Regions from separate parts of the Homo sapiens genome. Here region 2 is linked to region 1. The links are chromatin loops, found by intact Hi-C in ENCODE. Cell type or tissue: CD4-positive, alpha-beta T cell. All regions are shown on one strand.

Evidence for each region. A loop is a pair of places that touch in the nucleus more often than their neighbours do. Peaks named below come from ENCODE experiments on the same cell type or tissue, not always from the same donor. Only the 100,000 strongest peaks of a DNase experiment are listed, where the experiment ranks them.
Region 2: it touches region 1 in a loop (6-fold over the local background); 9 of 110 quality-filtered maps call a loop at or near these places.

The regions. Positions count from the first base shown.
Region 1 is chrX:38,323,902-38,331,901 of GRCh38, reverse strand. It overlaps RPGR (retinitis pigmentosa GTPase regulator), which reads left to right and starts at 4,393. Exons shown (of 15, transcript NM_001034853.2): 1 at 4,393-4,562. The coding sequence starts at 4,535. It also overlaps a transcript of OTC not described here. RefSeq lists a silencer at 4,455-4,704. In CD4-positive, alpha-beta T cell, CTCF peaks have their summits at 3,988 and 4,209 (motif pointing right); a DNase peak (open chromatin) is centred at 4,311; H3K4me3 peaks cover 1,657 bases; H3K27ac peaks cover 1,537 bases.
Region 2 is chrX:37,742,380-37,750,379 of GRCh38, reverse strand. No RefSeq gene overlaps it. Among named protein-coding and RNA genes, the nearest start is that of CYBB, 34 kb to the left of the region's middle. RefSeq lists an enhancer at 4,700-4,749. In CD4-positive, alpha-beta T cell, CTCF peaks have their summits at 4,646 and 4,846 (motif pointing left); DNase peaks (open chromatin) are centred at 3,549, 3,999, 4,399 and 4,819.

The DNA.
Region 1 (8,000 bases):
TATATATCAATAGTATAGATGGCCAGGCACAGTGGTTCATACCTGTAATCCCAGCAGTTTAGGAGGCTGAGGTAGGCGGATTGCTTGAGCTCAGAAGTTCAAGACCAGCCTGGGCAATGTGGCCAAACCCCATCTCTACAAAAATACAAAAATTATCTGGGTGTGGTGGTGTGTACCTGTGGTTCCAGCTATTCGGGAGGCTGAGATGGGAGGACTGGTTGAGCCCGGGAGGCAGAGGTTGCAGTGAGCTGAGATTGCGCCACTGCACTTCAGCCTGGGTGACAGAGTGAGACCCTGTCTCAAAAAAAATAGTATATAGGACAGGCGTGGTGGCTCACGCCTATAATCCCAGCACTTTGGGAGGCCGACGTGGGCGGATCACCTGAGGTCGGGAGTTCTAGACCAGCCTGACCAATATCATGAAACTCCATCTCTAAAAAAACAAACAAAAAAAAAAAACAAAAAAAAAACAAAAAAAAAATTAGCTGGGTGTAGTGGCGGGTGCCTGTAATCCCAGCTACTCAGGAGGCTGAGGCAGGAGAATTGCTTGAACCCGGGAGGCAGAGGTTGCAGTGAGCCGAGATCATGCCCCTGCACTCCAGCCTGGGCAACAGAGGGAAACTCTGTCTCAAAAAAAAAATACTATATAGATAACATTTATATCCTGTTATGCTAGAAATGTATCTCCTCCTAGCTAAGGCCAGCCCCTCTACATGGGGTCAGGATGACACCTCCTCCTGGCTTAAATTATTATTTTTATAGGTTTATTGACCCTCAGCCTCTGCGTATTTGAGAACTTGCTATTCATTAATTCTGCCATTCAACAGATATTTATTGTGTAGCTATTATGGGCCAGGTAATAGTCTGGCACTGGAGTACAACAATGGACAAACCTCCCTGCCCTCATAGAACTTGCATTTTAGTAAGCTATGTACCAGACATAGTGCTATGTTCTGGCCAAAGAGAGGTAGTGCTTGCAATGCAGGAAATGAAAGAACTCAGTCTAGTGGAAAGACAGCCACAAAATCACATCACACTGTATAATAAGTGCTGTGATGAGGCATGTGAACGTCCTTGATGCATGAAGGGGTCATGTGGCCTCATTGCAAATTTGGAGAGGGCTCCCAAAAAAACACAACACAGCCTCAGAATTGAATGATGATGAAGCAGAGATTGCTAGGGGGCTCTTTGGAGGAGGCAAGAGCATCCTTGAAGATGTGTGTGCATTGCTGCATGGACTTGTAGGGGACCCTCAAGGGTCCACACACTTTCATACTGTAGAGCTCATGTGAATTTGCAGTACAAATGTGGCTCTGGAACTGACGGTTCAATCCTGCATCTACCACTTGATAAATATGGGACCTTGCAAAATTATGTGATCTCAACCTCAGATTCTTCTTCCCAAAAATGAGACTGAAGTTAGTACTTCATTTAGGGTTCCTGTGAAGATTTGATGAGATCAACTATGGTGTGCTAGTTTTCTCTTGCTGTTGTCACAAATTACCATCAACTTGGTGGTGGCTTAAACAATACCCATTTATTATCGTACACTATTGTAGTTCTGAAGTGTGAAACGGGTCTCACTGGACTAAAATCAAGGTGTCAGTAGAGTTGCATTCCCTTCTGGAGACTCTTGGGGAGCATCCACTTCCTTGCCTTTCCCGGCTTTCAGAGGCTGCTTGCATTCCTCCGCTCATGGCCCTTACCTTCATCTTCACAGCCAGCGCTGTTGTATCTCTCTGACCACTCCTGCATCTTCACATCTTTTTGTGACCACAGCCTGGAAAGGCTCTTCACTTTTAAGATTTCATAGGATTTAATTGGGCTTACCTGGTTAATCTAGAATAATTTCTCCATCTCAAGGTCCTGAATCCAGCATCTCACAACTGCAAAGTCCCTTTTGCCATGTAAAGCAATAGACTCACAGATGCCGGAGATGATGGCATTATTGAAAACTAAAGTACAGGGTGGGAGCAGGCCCTAGCACAGGGGCTCAAGAGCCCCTTTACAGAATTTTCTGGGATTTTATTACCCTCTAGAGGTTTCCCACTGGTTACTTGGTGCCATTCCCAAGTAACCATTGGTATATTTCCCATTGGTTACTATGTAAATGAACTAGTGGCCTTGCAACCAATCAGAGGCTGAAGTGTACTTACAAAGGTTACACCCTATTCAAACATCTGATTGGTTGTGGAAAGCAACCAATCAGAGGCTAAAGTGAAGTTACAAAGTTACACTCCCATGCAAATGTCTGATTGGTTGCAAAAAGCAACTAATCAGAGATACTTTCAATTTTCCGTCTGCCACGCAGAAAAAGGGGGTGGGGGTTGCAAAGGGAGTAGCCTCTGGTTCTTTTGTTACTTAGGTATGGAAAGTTGGGGTTTCCTTTTGATTTAGTTCTAGGAAGTCAGCATGAATTGGCCTTAGCTTTCCTGCCTCCCGACCCTATTCTACTGCCTCAATTCTACAGTCACTTTCCAGTGTTGCAAGTATCTCAAGCCTGCTTTCACTATATAGACCCAGTCATTCCTCAAATACGTGCCTCCTTCTGGGGCTTCTGCTCACCAATTACCTGCTCAGCACCTCCAATTTGATGTCTTAGTGTGCTCAAGGATGAACTCATTATGCTCTTCTTGCCCCATTTACCTAACTCCAATGTCGCCAGCTCTTTCCTCAGTGTTCCCCATCTCAGTAAATGGTGCCCCCCTCCTGCTATTTGCTTATGTTGGAAACCTTGGAGTAGGGCTGCATCAATATCTTCTGGGATGCTTAGCACCAAAATGTGCCTTACTGTATTTTGAAATAAAAACAAATGACTGCATATTAAAAAGTAAATCTTTAAAAATTCTCATTTGCCCGTAGTAACAATTATGATACTCTAAAAATGAATATCAAATCCTTTTCAAAATAATTTAGGGCCCTATCTTTGCTGTTGCTCTAAGAACTATTTGGTAGTCCAGCACTGTCTAGGAGTCAATAGTCAGAAACCATTTCCTGTTGATTCTAAGACCTAAAATATTTTCAAATCTGCCTGCTCCTCTCTGGCACCAATGAACTGTACTCCAAGCCATCCTGACCACATGTCTGAAATTCTGCAATAGCCTCTGAACCCTTCTCACTGCTCCAGTTTATTCTCTACAAAGCATCTAGACCAGGCAGAATGATTTCAGGGACACACATAACTGATCCTGTCCTGTTGTTCTACTGCCTAAAACTTCTCAGTGGTTTCACATTGTCTTTAGGATAAAATCTCAGATCCTTAATAGGCCCAAGACCTTGCCACCTCGCTAGGAACCAGCCTCGCCTCTTGGTGTTCCTGGAAAGAGTCAAGCTCCTTACAAACCTTTATACACAATTTACTCTCTGCCAAGAGCTCTCTCCCCCTCCTGGCTTATCTTTCTCCAGTTCTTAGATTTAATGTTCTTTCTTCAGATAAGCCTTTCTTAACCTCCTACACCAGGTCAACGCTTCTTGTTAACCACTTCCTTAGTAACCTCCACTTTGCTTTGTAAGTAAATGATTATTTGTGTAACTAATAGTTTAATGTCCCCTCTTCATGTTAATGCAAACTTCCTGAGAAAGTGTTGGTAACACACAAGAGTAATTCAGGGATCCCTGAATCCAATTGTGTCTGATTCTAGGGCCCATGTCCACAACTACCAAACGTACGTAAATCTGCTCATTCTGGAAGATGGCTTTTTGCTTCTTTATTTCATGATAGCCAAATGTTGATGCATGGGAAACCCTGCATCATATAACATCGCTGAGCAAATTCTAGAGCAATGATGTTGGGCTACCCCTTTGTGTATGTTCTGTGAGTAGTGGACCATATACACCTCAGCTTTTACTTTTGTTGACTACAGGCTGGACTAGCTGGACTAGCTGCCCACATGCTTAAACAGAGGTAACATTAACCACTTTACAGGGTTGTAATAGTACTCATTTGTCCAATAAATACGTAATGAGCATTCAGTATAGGCCAGATGTTGGTTTAGATGCTGGGGATATCTTTAGCAGAGTGCTTACCTCCTTTAATGTTCCAGCTGGTCACTATTACTAGTAGTGTCATAATTGTGTGTCGATGCTTGCTTATGTCACGGAGTATGGGATTTGTGACGTTTGCCACTCATGGGCAGGGTCCCTGCGGCGCCTGGACCTCCAACGGCACAAGGGCGCGGACTCCACAGCATCACTGCGCGGCGTGGCCGCCTCTCTGCTCCAGGCCGCCAGAGGGCGCGTGGTCTCTACTGCCCCTCCGCTGTGCCTGAGCCTGCCCCTTACCAGCCACCCGGCCTCCGTTCCCCTCCCCAACGGCGCCTGTCCCGCCTTGCATTCCCAAGCTCCGCCCCCGTTGCCCGTAGCGGCTGTTTGTTGACTTCCGGGAGCGCGGTTGTAGTTGATCTCCGGAGTTTCGCCATGCGGAACTTGGGGGCTTTCGCGGCCCGCGTCGGTGCGGAGTAGCTGCTTTAGCCCCGACCAAACCGTCCTCTACAGCCTCCTGGCCCCGGCGCAGGCTGCCCGTACTGCCCGTGGCATGAGGGAGCCGGAAGAGCTGATGCCCGGTGAGTTGCGCCCGCGCCGGTGGCGGAAGGCCGGGAGGGAGGGTCCGCGGGCGGCCGGGCCCCGCCTCCGGATCGGCCCTGTAGGGGGACAGGCCCCAGGCTTGGCAGCCGGACTGGGGCGGGATCGCTGGTTGCGCTCCCGCGAATGACTGAGGGCAGAGGACCGGACGGGAAGAACAGGATGGGGGAGAACGGGAAAGAGGGTGCCTGTCTTTCGTATGCTTTTTAAATAAGCTCTTGATGAGCTTCTTGAAGGCAGGGACACTTTTTTTTTTTTTTTATGAGACGGAGTTTCACTCTTGTTGCCCAGGCTGGAGTGCAATGGCGCAATCTCGGCTCACCGCAACCTCCGCATCCCGGGTTCAGGCGATTCTCCTGCCTTAGCCTCCGAGTAGCTGCGATTACAGGCATGCGCCACCACGCCCGGCTAATTTTATATTTTTAGTAGAGACGGGGTTCCTCCATGTTGGTCAGGCTGATCTCGAACTCCCGACCTCAGGTGATCAGCCCACCTCGGCCTCCCAAATTGCTGGGATTACAGTCGTGAGCCACCGCGCCCGGCCAGGGAGGGACACTTTCTGTAAACTCCCCAAAGTGCGGACTCCAGACTTGTGCACTTTGGAGGTCCTGAGCTCCCGGTTATGTATTGAATGCAGTAAAGAGTGAGTGATCAGGGCTGTGGGGTAAAAGGGGATACAGGAAATAAATTGGACAAAGAGGGAGAAGAGGGACCCTTTAGCGAGTGTTTTTTAGCCTTTTTTTTCCTGAGCTCCATAGTTAGAAATACTTTTGACATTGTGACCCGATACTCCATATATACCGTGTAACAGAAATAGATGTCTGGTGAAGCAGTCCTTGTTCTATCCACTTAGATTCCACACACACCTTTTTGATAATGCATTCTTTTAAAATGCTGATCGTGATCCACTGAATTGATTTTCTGGCCCACTAATAGGTCACGACCATTTTGAAAAAACACTGGGTTTGAGCAGAATCATACCTTCACTGAAATATGTATGTTTTCTTCCATGCTCCTGGCCGGAACTGACATTCCTGGCCTGCAGTTCACAATTTAGTGAGACATACAGGAAAGTAAACAAAATGACCATATAAATTGACAGTAGATATTACAGGGCCAGAGCAGAGCCACCAAACCTTGGCTTGGGATGAGGGTATCAGGGAAGCCAGGGGAGCCAAGACAAAACAGTTAAAATGTTAAAGTAATTCATTCTGGGGAAACTCAGAGTCTGTTCTAGATCCTAGTCTCCCAACTCAATTATTAGTTGGAACTGAGATGCCTCACAGTGGTTCTCAAAAAGTTGTCCACAGTGGCTAGTCTCTTGCGTATTAATATTTATTATTAATACTTATATTCGCTATGTTTTCCTTTCTGGTACGAATTAGTTTATGTGTGATCACCCACCTTGGGATTTCCCCAAAAGCTGGACCTGGCCTACTATTTGGTGTATGTGTGTGTTTAAATGGTTATTGGGAAATGGTAGGGGTTTTTAGTCTTTCTTCAAAATGACGCTGTGCCACAACAGTTTGTGAATACTACTCAGATCAGGTAATGACTTGATGTAAGAATGTTAAAATCTCAACATCCCCATGTACTCCTCTCCCAATCTCCTAGGACCGTGGCATTTTGTGATGATGTTTTGGGGGGAAAGATAAACCGTCCTTTCCCATGTACTGTTTCTGGAAAGAGAAAAAGACATCTCTATAACTAACTATAGTGCATGAGTAAGATGAGAATTAGAAACTTCCTGAGTAGCTGTGTTGAGAGGATCTTTTCATTTTATAACTGGATCCCTAAACATTCTGAATTCTCAGAAATCAGGAAAAGCTAAAGTGCTCCTTTGTTGACGACTTGGTAACCTGTCTTTTATATTAACAATGTTGAAAGTTATATTTGACTACAAACTCTCCATTATGATGAATTGGTAAACAAAACATTCAACAGTTACGAATATACATGTGTGTAAGGGGGACCTTTTCTGTGTGAAAAGTAGAACACACAAGGGCTACTTTGTGCTAGGCAATATGGGTAGTGCATACCCTCTGTAACCTTAGAAAATAGTTGGAAAAAAACAACATTTGGGGTAACAAATGGTGAACTCTGTGTTTCAACACAGAAAAGCAGTGACTTTTTTTTTTTTTTTTTTTGAGACGGAGTCACAGTCACACTGTCGCCCAGGCTTGAGTGCAATGATGCTATCTTGGCTCACTGCAACCTCCGCCTCTGGGGTTCATGCAATTGTCCTGCCTCAGCCCCCCGAGTAGCTGGGATTACAGGCGCCCACCACCACGCCCGGCTAATTTTTGCATTTTTAGTCGACACGGGGTTTCACCACGTTGGCCAGGCTGGTCTCGAACTCCTGACCTCAAATGATCCACCTGCCTCGGCCTCCCAAAGTGCTGTGATTACAGGCGTGAGCCACCACTCCCGGCCGACATTTTTAAAGTATAGCTTTTTATTGCTTTGTGATGACCTCATCTTACATATTGTGCTACCTACCAATCTCTCTAATCAAACTGTTACACAAATCTTGCTGATTTGTGTAACAGTTTGATTAGAGAGATTGCTAGGTAGCACAATTATTTGCCATATAAATTCTACAGATCACGTAGTTCAGAGAAGCCAGTGATCATTTCCAACTCTTATGGTAGAGGAAGAGTTTACAGAGGTAGCTATTGAGCTAACACTTTGAGGATGCTAGGCTCTGGGCTAAGTTCTTTATACATGTCATCTCATTTAATCCTTACAACAACCTTTGAATACCTAATTGCCTTTAAAGCCTATGGTTTTTTTTCTAGCTGCTTTCCCTTAGTTCGAATGAAAGAGATAGTGGTGGAGTAATTTGTTTCTCTCTGTGCTGTCTCCGGTTTTATGGGTATTCATTGGGATTACCAACAGAGAAATTAAGAGTTCACCATTTTGGCCGGGTGTCATGGTTCACGCCTGCAATCCCAGCACTTAGGGAGGCCGAGGCAGGAGCCCAGGAGTTTGAGACCTGAGCCTGAGACCAGGAGTTTGAGACCAGCCTGAACAACATGCTAAAACCCAGTCTGTGCAAAAATTACAAAATTTAGCTGGACATGGTGGCACACGCCTATAGTCCTAGCTACTCCAGAGGCTGAGGCGGGAGGATTGCTTGGGCCCAGGAGGTCGAGGCAGCAGTTAGCCGTGATTGTGCCACTGCGCTTCAAGCTGGGTGACAGAGTGAGACCCTGTCTCAACAAAAATAAAAAGAGTTCACCATTTGGGCTAACATTGTTTCCCTTACATGAGAACACTGGAGGTTCCTTGGAAAAACTGGACCAAAGAAAATCCAAATTGACTGATAGAGACTCTCCCCATGGATAGCCTGATGATGTTAATGAGGAAACGAAATACTGTCCTGTTTCTGTGTGTGGAGAAAAGCTCTCAGTCAGAGG
Region 2 (8,000 bases), 580 kb after region 1:
AGTTAATTTAATTCTATTCTCTGCGAAGACCATAATCTCCTTTAAAATGTTCTGAAACTTGTTTCATTGTTCATAATATGGTTAACATTGGTAACTTTCTAAGTACACCTGAGAAGACTATATATTGTAATTATACAGTGCATTGCTCTACATACATCAATTAGGTCAAGTTCATTAATGGTATTCTTTAATCCTAATCAAAACCCCAGCAGTGTTTGTTTATTTATCCATAAAAATCTGACTCTAAGCAGGGAAAAACAAAAAAGGCCACACCCATCTCAATGTATATTATTACTCTTAGGACCTGGGCCTCAAAAGTCCTGACTTCTTTTATTGCCTCTTGATGTTCTTTGCATTTTACGTAGCTTTTATAGCTGTTTGCAGTGGGAGGGTTGTTGTGATATAAGCTGCTCTACCAGAACTGAAAATGGAACTCCTTCCCCGACCACCGTATTTTTATTGTTGGTATTATTATTTCTAATGGAATGAATGAATTTTCTTAAAATAGTACAAAAGAAATATATTCATGGGATTTAAAAAATCTTTTCTTTTTTCATGTTGCTTGAATTTATTGTTATTTAACTAGTGTGTTTCTAGAAGACAGAATGTATAATAAATATAAATCAAAGCTCTTTCAATGCAATGGGTATTATTTACATGTGGAGAAGGGCAGCATTTACCTCAAATCATTATGTTTATGTTTCCAAAGGGCTTGCCCAACTATAGGCAGAGTAAATTCTTTCTGTTTGGGAGACATGTTGCTCAGGCCTAAGGCAAATTTAAGCAAGTCTCATTGAACATAGGAATCTCATACGCACAATACTCAGGGAGGCTGAGGCGGGAGAATTGTTCGAACCCTGGAGGCAGAGGTTGCAGTGAGCTGAGATCGCACCATTGCACTCCAGCCTGGGTAATAGGGTGAGACTCCATCTCCAAAAAAAAAAAAAAAAATTCTAGGTTGAATACCACTTCCGGCAGAACTTTGAGTTTCTATGAAATTTCCCATGGTCATATGTACATAAAGAGACGGCATATGCTTTTTCTCTCTCAGGTGTGGTCCCTGGTCCATGGGCCTTGGTCCATGGTCTTCTAGTTTCCAGTGTTGCTGAAACAAGTTTGATTCTTGCTACTTTATGGGTTACCTGTGTTTTGATTTGTTTTGTTTTGCTTTAATATTTCCCTTCTGGAGGCTGTTGCAAATTTACTTGAACCTCCATGTTCTGAAATTTTGTAACAATATGTCTAGACATAAGAAATTATTTTCAAGGTGATGGCTACTCTGTGGACTCTATCCATATGATGACTTGTATTATTTGGCTCAGATAAAGTATCTTATAATTTCTGGCACTTTTCTCTCATGTGCTATTTCTATACTCTCTTTCTGAAACTTCCATCCGTTGGATGACAGACTTGACTCTTTTCATTCCTATGTTTCACTCTTCCCCTTCTTCATGCCTCTAGTTTCTCTGGAATTCTTCAGGGTAGGTAGGAATCTTCCTGAGCGTTGTCCCCTTCCTCGCATATGTCTAAGTTTGATTTATTTCAGCCTAGTTCATGATTTACCACTTCTCTATCAAAAAATTAAATGGTACCAGCTCCTCTTTGTAGCTCTGGTAGAATTTGGCTGTGAATCCAACTGGTCCTGGGCCTTTTTTGGTTGGTAGGCTATTAATTACTGCCTCAATTCCAGAACTTGTTATTGGTCTATTCAAGGATTTGACTTCTTCCTGGTTTAGTCTTGGGAGGGTGTATGTGTCTAGGAAATTATCCATTTCTTCTAGATTTTCTAGCTTATTTGTGTAGAGGTGTTTATACTATTCTCCGATGGTAGTTTGTATTTCTGTGGGGTCAGTGGTGATATCTTCTTTATCATTTTTTATTGTGTCTATTTGATTCTTCTTTCTTTTCTTCTTTATTAGTCTGGCTAGTGGTCTATCTATTTTGTTAATCTTTGCAAAAAACCAGCTCCTGGATTCATTGATTTTTTTGAAGGGTTTTTCATTCTATCTCCTTCAGTTCTGTTCTGATCTTAGTTATTTCTTGCCTTCTGCTAGCTTTTGAATTTGTTTGCTCTTGTTTCTCTAGTTCTTTTTTTTCTTTTCTTGTTTGTTTTTTTTTTTTTACTGAGTTTTGCTCTTATTGCCCAGGCTGGAGTGCAATGGCGCGATCTTGGCTCACCGCAACCTCCGCCTACAGGTTCAAGCAATTCTTCTGCCTCAGTCTCCTGAGTAGCTGGGATTACAGGCATGCGCCACCACGCCCGGCTAATTTTGTATTTTCAGTACAGACGGGGTTTCTCCATGTTGGTCAGGCTGGTCTCAAACTCCTGACCTCAGGTGATCTGCCGGCCTTGGCCTCCCAAAGTGCTGGGATTACAGGTGTGAGTCACCATGCCCAGCCCCTCTGGTTCTTTTAATTGTGATGTTAGGGTGTTGATTTTAGATCTCTCCTGCTTTCTCCTATGGGCATTTAGTGCTATAAATTCTGGAAAAATAAAAAAGGGGAACTTTCCTTTCGGTAAAGTTGAGATTTGGGTTAGCAGCAGTTTACATTTTTTTTTTTTTTTTGAGGCAGGTTCTCACTCTGTTGCACAGGCTGGAATGCAGTGGCGTGATTTCGGTTCACTGCAACCTGTCTCCAGGGTTCAAGCGATTCTTGTGCCTCAGCCTCCCACGTAGCTGGGACTACAGGCGCATGCCACCATGCCCAGCTAATTTTTGTGCTCTTTTTTTTTTGTTTTTTTTAGTAGAGACGGGGTTTCACCATGTTGCCCAGGCTGGTCTTGAACTCCTGAGCTCAAGTGATCCACCCACCTTGGCCTCCCAAAGTGCTGGGATTACAGGCATGAGCCACCACACCTGGCCAGTTTACAAACATTTTTGACCACAGCCACAGTAAGAACACATTTTATATTGTGACTCGGTGTACTCATAACTGTGTAGAATGGAAACAAAAATTCTCCCAAAGGTTACTTGACTCAACATGAGGAGTGCTGTAGGATATCTCATTTGTATTTGATTCTTGTATATTTCCTTTTTAAAAATGTTTGGTTGAGATTCACTAAATTTATATGAGGATCCATTAATAGTTTGTAACCCACAGGTGGAAGACTTCTGGAACATAAGTTACAAAAGATATAGCAACACTAGGCTAGTAGGGCCCTTCCAGAACAAGCCTTCCACAGTTTCCATGGCTACCCATTTTTCAGGTCAATGAAATTAGTGATGCAGTCAACCAAAACTATCATGGCAATCTGCCCCTCTCTTTCTTCTTCATCAGACCTGGGAATGCACCACATAATGAAAGCAACAGGAATGTGACATCTCTCGACAGTGCTCTCACAGAGAAACCAGGCCAGTTTTTGCAAGAATGGTTTGTTCATATACCTCACCCAGGCTGCAGAAGACCTGACCCCTTCCCTCACCTCAACAGCCACTCAGATGAGAATTTATTTCTTTATGGGTCCTTTGAGGAGTTGCCCTCCCCCAGGGTGTGGAGAATTACTGATGACTCAGAGACGCCAAACACCAGCTCTGAATCAGGGGACATGCCACCTCTAAGCCTCCCTTCGGGTTTCCCCACATGCCACAAGTCCACCAGGCTCCTGCAGCCCTGCTGGCGGTGTGAGGTCCCTCGCCTTAAGCCCAGCTACCCTTTGCCACTGGGCTGATTGCCTACCTGGGTACTATAGGGCCTCTTTCCCATAATGCTGGAGATGGGACCCTGAACTAAAGGACCACAGCCTTTCCAGAGCAGCAGATCGGCTGCCAAATCTGATCTGCAGAGCTATGAGTGGGGGGTGGCAAAGGGAAATTGTGGGTGTGGGTGGACATGGGGGTGATGGCGTTGCTCCACTTTTAGCAGCTGAAGGGAGAACATGTGGTGGCTTGGAGTACCTCAAAAGAGTGGGAGGTTAAGAGTAAGGTTTTGAAAGTCAGATGGTTTCAACTCAATGTTGGTTCTTCCCCTTATTGTCTGTGTGACTTTGCCGTTGACCAATTTTTTAACCTAGTCTGTGGTCTCCACTTGTGTAACTTCTACTTTTCATCTTGTTTTGAAGAATACATGTGATAATGCATATGAATCATGAATTGCCTCACATATAGCATGGGCTCATTAATAGTAGCTGCTATTATTAATGCATTGTTGTTATCATACTGGAGAAGAGAAAAAGGTGGAAAGACTTAGCCAGTGGCCCCTGGAATGCAGCTAAATGCAGGATGTAATGCCTGGGAACTGCACATATAGTGTACCCTATTACAGAAACTTGCCCTTCCTGGTTTGGCAGAGTGTGTCATGCTTGCCTGTTAGGAGGAGAAGCTTCTTGAGTAGCTGTGCTCAGAAGGACTCTGAAGCCATGGCAAGTCCCAGTGTGGTAACAGAGCCTCACACTGAGCATCTCGGCCTGTCATGGGTTTGGAGTGGTGAACATGGGCAGGCCAGCTGAGTATCTGTCTTCCCTTCCCCTTTAGGACTTAATATTTTGTGATTTAGTCATAATTTTTCAGGCTTTTCAAGATGGCTTGTTTTAAATGCATTATTTCTCATTGGGACTTTCAGGGGGTGATACGTAAGCCTCACCTACATTCCTGAAAGGCCACATTCTACAAGGCACATATTTGAGGAGGCTGTTAGGTGCATAATAGAGATGGGTCTAGCATTGGAGGGGAACAGAAGTGGTGGGAAAGAAACAACAAGTCACAGAATAAGAAATATAAAAGGGAGAAAATTAGAACACATGCAGCGTAAAACAGCAAGCTAAAACTCCTGCTGGGCCCTGATGCTAAGGCAGGGTCAATATTCTGTACCTCGATGAGCAAGCACTGCCACCTGCTGGCCAAGGGGAATGTGACTGCCAAGGGATTCCTTTGGAAATGGCATACATGCATACATCATTTTGTTGTGCTTTGAACATAATTGCATTTTTTTTTTTTTTTTTTTACAAATTGAAGGTTTGTGGCAGCTCTATCTCAATCAAGTCTATCGGCACCATTTTTCCAACAGCATGTGCTCACTTTGTGTCTCTGCTACATTTTGGTAATTCTCTGAAATGTTTTAAAGAAATGAAAAATTTCAAACTTTTTCACTATTATTGTATTTGTTATGATGATCTGTGATCAGTGATCTTTGATGTTACTATCGGAATTCTTCCACAAACCACACCCATATAAGACAGCAAATTTAATGGATAAACGTGTGTGCGTTCTGACTGTTCCACAAACTGACAGTTCCCCCATCTGTCTCCCACTCCTCAGCCCTTCCTATCCCTGAGACACAGCAATATTAAATTAGGCCAACTAATAACCCTACAGTGGCCTCTAAGTTTTCAAGTGAAAGGAAGAGTTACACATGTACACTTTCAACCAAAAGCTAGAAATGATTAAGTTTAGTGAAGAAGGCATGTTGAAAGCTGAGAGAGGCAAAAAACCAGACCTCTTGTGCCAAACAGCCAAGTTTTGAATGCAAAGGAAAAGTTCTTGAAGGAAATTAAAAGTGCCACTCCAGTCAACATAGAAATGACAAAAAGGAAAACAGCTTTATTTCTGATATGGAGAAAGTTTTAATAGTCGAGATAGAAGATCAAACCAGCCACAACATTCCCTTAAGCCAAAGCCTAATCCAGAGCAAGGCCCTAGCTCTTCAATTCTGTGAAGGATAAGAGAGGTGAGGAAGCTGCAGAAACAAAGTTGGAAGCTAGCAGAGGTTGGTTCATGAGGTTTAAAGAAAGAAGCTGTTTCCATAACATAAAAATGCAAGGTGAAGCAGCAAGTGCAGGTGGAGAAGCTGCAAAAAGTCACCCAGAAGATTCAGCTAAGATCATTGAAGAAGGTGGCTACACTAAACAACATATTTTCAATGTAGACAAACAGCCTTGTATTGGAAGAAGATGCATCTAGGACTTTCATAGCCAAAGAGGAGAAGACAATGCCTGGCTTCGAAACTTCAAAAGACACTGACTGTCTTGCTAGGGGCTAATGCTGCTGGTAACTTTAAACTGAAGACAATGCTCATTTACCATTCCAAAACTCCTAGGGCCAATATGAATTATGCCAAATGTACTCTGCCTGTGCTCTTGAAATGAAGCACATTTCTAGATGAAAGCACATCTGTGTACAACATGGTTTACTGAATAAGCCCACATAAACCTACTGTAGAGAAAAAAAATCCTTTCAAAATATTACTGCTCATTGACATTGCACCTGGTCAACCAAGAACTCTGATGGAAATGTGCATGGTGATGAATGTTGTTTTCATGTCTGCTAACATAGCATCCTTTCTGCAGCCCATGGATCAAAGAGTTGTTTAAACTTTCAAGTGTTATTATGTAAGAAATACATTTTGTAAGGCTGTAGCTGCCATACACAGTGATTAGTCTGATGGATTTAGGTAAAGGAAATTGAAAACCTTCTGAAAAAAGTTACCATTTAAGATGACATTAAGAACATTCATGATTCATGGGAGAAAGTCAGAAATATCAACATTAACAGGAATTTGGAATAAGTTAATTCTAACCCTCAGGGATAGCTTTGAAGGATACAAAACTTCAATGGAGGAAGCAACTGCAGATGTGGTAGAAATAGCAAGAGAGCTAGAATTAGAAGTGGAGTATAAAGAAGTGACTGAATTGCTGCAATTTCATTTTTTTGTTTTTAATTTTTGTAAGTATATAATAGGTGTATACATTCATGGGTCACATAAGATATTCTGATACAGGCATGCAATGCATAATAATCACATCCAGGTAAATGGGGTATTCATCACCTCAAGCATTTATCCTTTGTGTTACAAACAAATTACACTCTTCATTATTTTAAAATGTACAACTAAATTATTTTTGACTATAGTCACTTTGTGGTGCTGGCAAATACTAGGTCTTACTCATTCTTTCTAACTATGTTTTTGTACCACTTAACAATCCCCACTTCTTCCTGACCACACCCTCTCTGCCTCCAACCAATACCCTTCTCATCTTCTGGTAACCATCATTCTACTCTCCATATCCATGAGTTTAGTTGTTTTAATTTTTAGCTTTCACAAATAAGGAAGAACATGCAAAGTTTGTCTTTCTGTGGTTGGCTTATTTCACTTAACATAATGATCTCCAGTTCCACACATGTTGTTGCAAATGAGAGGATCTCATCCCTTTTTATGCCTGGATAGTACTCCAGTGCGTATATGTACCACATTTTCTTTCTTTTCTTTAAGCTGAAAGCAATGATCATTTACCATTCCAAACTCCTAGGGCCCATAAGAATTATGCCAAATCTACTCTGCCTGTGCTCCAGAAATGAAACAACAAAGCCTAGATGACAGCACATCTGCTTAGAGCATGATTTACTGAATATTTTAAGCCCACTTAAACCTACTGTAAAGAAAACTAGGTTCTCCATATTGGTTGTACCAATTTACATTCCCACCAACTGCATATGAGACTTCCCTTGTCTCCACATTCTTGCCAGCATTTGTTATTGCCTGTCTTTTGGTTAAAAGCTATTTTAGGCAGGGCATGGTGGCTCATGCCTGTAATCCCAGCACTTTGGGAGGCCGAGGCGGGCGGATCACGAGGTCAGGAGATAAAGACCATCCTGGCTAACACGGTGAAACCCCATCTCTACTAAAAATACAAAAAATTAGCCGGGAGTGGTGGCGGGCGCCTGTAGTCCCAGCTACTTGGGAGGCTGAGGCAGGAGAATGGCGTGAACCCGGGAGGCGGAGCTTGCAGTGAGCCTAGATCGGGTCACTGCACTCCAGCCTGGGCAACAGAGTGAGACTCTGTCTCAAAAAAAAAAAAAAATGCTATTTTAACTGGGGTGAGATAATATCTCATTGTAGTTTTAATTTGCATTTCTCTGATGATCAATGATGTTGAGCACCTTTTCATATGTCTGCTTGCAATTTGTATGTCTTATCTTTTGCCAAATGTTTATTAAGATCCTTTGCCCTTTTTAAAATCAGATTATAAAATTTTTTTCCTAAAGAGTTGTTTGAGCTCCTTATAT